2 separate regions of the Homo sapiens genome follow, and region 1 is linked to region 2. Evidence: chromatin loops called from intact Hi-C (ENCODE). Cell type or tissue: Caco-2. All regions are shown on one strand. Each heading gives the region's core, and the rest is flanking DNA. Links, peaks and the distances in the headings are about the cores only. Region 1 has its middle 33 kb from the start of LINC02311. Region 2 has its middle 2.2 kb from the start of LINC01467.

Region 1 (2,806 bases), core at 135-2,634, 85 kb before region 2:
CTTTGAAGAATTTGGAGGATGACAAGCAGAGATTTATTTAAGTCTAATGATGAGATGAATCATTTTTTTAAAAAGATAAAACCAAAAATGACAAAGAAAGACAGACTTGTAAATGAGCATTGCCTATATACACACACGGGGTGCGGACTGGGCAAACTAGGAGCAATCAACCCTCTACTTTATCTTTCAGTGTCTAAAACTGAAAGAGAGAGAAAGACAAAAGCCTTCAAGATGAAGCCACCCCAGTCAGGCACTTAGGGTAGCTTTTTTTTTTTTAATAGAAATGTGAAATGTGGTTCAAAGAAAGCAATCACTGTAGGTCGTAAACTCTCCCTCTTGCTTAAGTTCTTTTGAGTTGAGGTTCTTTCATTGACTACTAAATGATGTGTTGCCCAAAGGCCTTAACCTACCTGTGGTGCCTCAGCCTTTGTAGTTTAACTGTTTCATTCCCACTTGTGTGTGTGCTATAGCACCTCTCAATAAACTTGGAAAAAGTTCTGCTTCTAGGTACCCTGAGGTTACCTTTACGAGTTCATGACACAGATCTTGGACTGGACTTTTACTCAAGAGGAGGAAAAAGTTCCTGGTTTGGACTCAAGACTCCAAAATCAAAGTGAGGAATGAAAACAGAAACTAAAGATAACTTTTTCTATTTCCAATTCCCTTAAGCCCAGACACCTGATACCCGGATATGGTTCAGACTTCATCCCACTCACAGACTGCAAAGTAAATGTGGGAGAAGTGTGGTTCTTATCCTTAGGGTGGCTTGTTGCCCTCTTATATGCATTGCTTCTTTCCTTCCATTATGCAAATCCATTGGCCAGTATAAGCATTGTACACTCCTACAACCCCCAGCCCCTGCAGTAGGCCACCAAATGTTATTTCAGGTGGACTGAAGGTCACACAGGAACTCCTACATGTCATAAATGACATGGAAGGAACAGACTCTGAAACTACAAATGTCTGGTATTCAGTAAACTAGGCAATCTGGCCTCAAAAAGTTCACAGATGTTGTTACCCTAAGACAACATTTTTCTTCCACTTTTTTAGGCATAGCAGATCTTTTTTTTAACCCTACACATTCATGCCTTCTTCTACTTTGTTCTTTTATCTAGACGGTGAAATATAATTGGCAAATTTAAATCCATGCAAAAGGATTAATGCCTTGTGGAAAGAAGTGCAGGTGAATAGAAATGCTGGAGGTGGATCCCAAGATCTAAAGTCAAGGACTGGATCAGGGAAGTCACTGGACAACTTTGAGCTTAATTAATCTCATCAAGAAATATATATAAAGATTAACTTCTCCATCTTCCATGTGTTGTGAGAATCATTGAGAAACAGCAATACATTGTATTAGAATAAAGACAGTGTATAAAAACCAAGAAGATATGCCTCACTCACTATCATCACCATCCTCACCATCACGATATGATCATCACCATTTTTACTCCATTAGTGCCTTAAATGTTTTCCATGTTGTACTGCTGCCACCTAATGGCAGAGCTGAATGAATGTGAAGCTTCCTTCAAGTCACATACTCTGGTTTTGCCTTTTCTTAAATCTGTATTCACCTGGACTGAAGTCAGAAAATGTACAGGCTGGAAAAAAATAAACAGAAATGACTGCACTTGTTATACTTGGCAAGTAGAATTCTGCCCCAACCTTGAATAAATGGGGCAGAAATGAGCCCCAGGTCTAGATTAAGGGAACGCCCACCAGGTGGTCTTATCCATTTTTCATTAGTCCAAATGTGTTTTGTATGTAACAAACCATGCTCCTATTAACTTCCAGACATAAAATGAAAACATTTAGAGCAAGCTGTGGACTGATTATCAGAATTGGAGGGAGTGTGGCATTTTGAAACTCTTGAGACAGAAGACTGGGTCTACTGGTGTAAGGAGCTGTAGCGGCAACTGGTTGCAGGAATTGTACATATGGCCTTGCAGAACATCTTTCCAAGGCGTCTCAGACTGTGTGGTCACTCTCAAAAGGACAACAGTTTTACTCCCAGAATTTATGAAGAGACAAAGGCTCTGACTCCTCTTTGGTTTCCTTCTTAAAACATTCTACTTAGACATTCCACAGGGCAATAAAAACTAATAACTAGCCGTTTGCACTTTTCATTTCCATGGTAACTTTCCTACGTAGGTATTCCAAAGTTCTTATAAAAATAGGGAATGCCGATTGACCTACATCCAGGAAATGAGGCGATAGTTTTATTTCAGGTCCTTAAGCAGAAACCTACCCATTTTCATATGAGTATCTGTCTGCAGAAAGTCAATGGGGCTCTAAGTGCAAGGACATTGTCCCACACACTTGGACAGAAATAAAGCAGCTGGAGAAGACTGCTGAATTCAGGCTTCTCTCCAACAGTGAAGAAAGCCCAACCTGGCATGGTGAAAGAACCCCTCTATCACAATATAACTTGGGATTCACGAAGATGGCAGAAGATTTTGGAGAATGACTGGATTTACTATCTTACAGAACAAGAACTAAATATATTTTAATGTACATGAAACTGCAAACAAATTTTCAATATGATAGAGAGTCTGAGTGAAAAATGAAAATCCATACTTAAAGTAGAGGAGGACAGAAATAGAAATTGTTACATTGAAAGAATCAATCTGAACTCATCATTTTAAACAGGAAATATATTTTCCATCCCTGTCAATGATCCAAAACCAGCAGCTTCACCTTTTCCCAACACTCACGTCTAATTCTGGTCTGTGCAACCAATTGGTCAGCAGCCCAGACTCTTCATCTTAGCTAGTCTGGGAGACTATTATTTTTCAGTTGAGAGTGCTAA
Region 2 (2,806 bases), core at 130-2,629:
AAATTACTGATTGTGCTAAGATTGAGAAACCCTCCATTAACGATCTCAAACACATAAATAAGTTAAAAGAGGAAAATGCTTGGCCCCGGTGACATGGTCTTGAGGGTCTGTAACAGAGATTACAGAAGTGACCAGATAGATTATGAGCTAAAGCAACTATATTTTTATTCCTTTTCTCTAAAGTTCCCATATCTCAGTGAGACTTTATTTTGCTTCGTAATGTCCAGCAAGACATTATTTTTCAGTCTGTCAGTGAATCCAGCTATTAACGTATTGCTCCAAAAACTACTGCAGTCATTCCTTGGTATCTGAGGGGGATTAGTTTCAGGACCCCAGAAAATACAAAAATCCATGGATGCTCAAGTCACTGATATAAAATGGTGTCATATTTGCGTATAACCTACACATTTCCTGCTATATATTTTAAATCATTTCTAGATTACTTACAATACCTAATGCAATGTAAATGCTATGTAAACAGGCTGTATTGTTTTTCACTTGTATTATTTTTTGTTTTATTATTATTTTTGTTAGTTTTTTGCTGCTGTTGTTGTTGTTTAATATTTTCTTTTTCTTTCTTTCTTCTTTTTTTTCTTGAGACAGAGCTCTGTTGCTCAAGCTGGAGTGCAGCAGCGCAATAACAGCTCACTGCAACCTCTGCCTACCCGGTTCAAGCGATTCTCCTGCCTCAGCCTCTCAAGAAGCTGGGATTACAGGTGTCCACCACCATGCCCAGCTAATTTTTGTATTTTTACTAGAGACAGCGTTTTGCCATGTTGCTTAGGCTGGTCTCAAACTCCTGAGCTCAATCCTCCTGCCTCAGCCTTTCAAAGTGCTGGGATTACAAGCATGAGCCATCGTGCCCTACCGTTTAATAGTTTCCATTCCTGGCTGGTTGAATCCATGGATGCAGAACCCGCAAATACTGAGAGCCCACTGCATTTTACTACAGTCCTAAAATCTAAACTAGGACTTAGGACCCATACTAAAAAGATGTATACACAATATCTGCTTGTCCCCTACACTGTCCTTGTACCAACACCTGGAAAGTCTGGATAGTTGGACAACTACAGTATCACAGGAAATATACTCTTGAAGGTTTTAAACCAGAGCTAGGAAATAAGTAAAGTTAATACAACAGTGCCATCTAGTGAATGACAAGTATCTCAAAAGAGCCTAGATCTCGATTTCTCAAATCTAAGATTCATGCATTTTACTCAGACAAATTCAGTGCAGAATGGGAATGATATTAAACAAAATTGCATTATGTTATCCTCAGCCTTCAGAAGAACCCCTCCATGTGATCTAATGTCACATTTAAGAGGAAATCTTAATGTAGGCCAAGTAAGAAGAAGAAATTAGTAGAAATCCATGATTACCTCTATATTCAAATATTACATAACAAGAATCTAACACTAATTAGTGATAAGATCTGCAGCAGATTTCAATCTCCTGACACTGAGATCAATATCCTCTTGGTGACCCTAAACTGATGGAGCTGTGGCTCAGCCTCACATACCAGGTACACGTCCCAGCTCTGTGCTTAGTGCCTGGGTGACTGAAGACAAGTGAAACTTTTCTGGCCTTCTGTTTCTTCATCTGCCAAATGGTGTGATGATATAATAATACCCATTCATGGGACGTACCATAAACCCTAAAGGAGGCATTCTGGGAAAAGTGAATAACACGTGGTTTAGCATGGTAAAGCTTAGTTCCCTTTTCTAGCTGCTCCTCCTCCTTTATCTGCGTGTTTACCAAACGAGAATGAGACACCTAAGAGTCTGTTTCTTTTAAAAGCTGGCATTCAAATTTTTACTCAATAAATCTGAGTCCCTACTGTGTACCAAACACCATTATAGGTTCAGAGGATGGAAAAGTTTCCACCCTGGTGGAACAACCGTGTAATATGAAGGGATCTTGGAAGAAAATAATATAAAATCAGGGCAAAAAGACTTCAGTCTGAGATATCATGGAGAAGAAACACCTCTCAGAATGGATTTTGAAAAAGGAGGAGGGGGAGATAAACAAATACTGAAATTAAGGAACACACCTGGTATTCTCCTTGGAGACAGAACGGACAGCCACCAGGCTGTTGTCTAATTGAGTCACCTTGCAAAAGAGAGGAGATGAGAGCCTTACTGCAGGAAGAGGGATGTTCACATCCCAAAATGAGTATCCTCTGCCCTTGATTAAGCCCTCCACATCGTTTTCCCCAGCAACCTCTCCCTCACCATTCTAGGGCTGGGGTTCCACTTCAGAATTTCCTCCAAGTTAGCCACGCTGCCAGATGGAAGAACTAAAAATCAGGACCTACCTTTGGCTTTCCCCCTCCTCCTCTCCCATATCGCTCCTGTGAGAGGTGACAGCGTGATGGCGGCCCTCGCAGCCCTGGCTCGCTCTCGGTGCCCCCTTGGCCTCGGCGCCCATTCTGGCCGCACTTGAGGAGCCCTTCAGCCCGCCGCTGCACCGTGGGAGACCTTCTCTGGGCTGGCCGAGGCCGGAGCTGGCTCCCTCGGCTTGTGGGGAGGTGTGGAGGGAGAGGCACGGGCGGGAACCGGGGCTGCGCGTGGCGCTTGCGGGCCAGCTAGAGTTCCGGGTGGGCGTGGGCTTGGCGGCCCCGCACTCGGAGCGGCCGGCCAGCCCTGCCGCCCCGGGCAGTGAGGGGCTTAGCATCCAGGCCAGCAGCTGCGGAGGGTGCGCCCGGTCCCCCAGCAGTGCTGGCCCACCGGCGCTGCGCTCGATTTCTCGCCCGGCCTTAGCTGCCTCCCCGCTGGGCAGGGCTTGGGACCTGCAGCCCGCCATAACT

Evidence for each region. Peaks named below come from ENCODE experiments on the same cell type or tissue, not always from the same donor. Only the 100,000 strongest peaks of a DNase experiment are listed, where the experiment ranks them.
Region 1: it touches region 2 in a loop (6-fold over the local background); 2 of 110 quality-filtered maps call a loop at or near these places.

What each region holds. Positions count from the first base shown.
Region 1 is chr14:81,709,124-81,711,929 of GRCh38, reverse strand. No RefSeq gene overlaps it. Among named protein-coding and RNA genes, the nearest start is that of LINC02311, 33 kb to the left of the region's middle. In Caco-2, for the core only: a CTCF peak has its summit at 1,506 (motif pointing left); no DNase peak of the experiment used is centred there.
Region 2 is chr14:81,623,878-81,626,683 of GRCh38, reverse strand. No RefSeq gene overlaps it. Among named protein-coding and RNA genes, the nearest start is that of LINC01467, 2.2 kb to the right of the region's middle. In Caco-2, for the core only: a CTCF peak has its summit at 1,139 (motif pointing left); no DNase peak of the experiment used is centred there.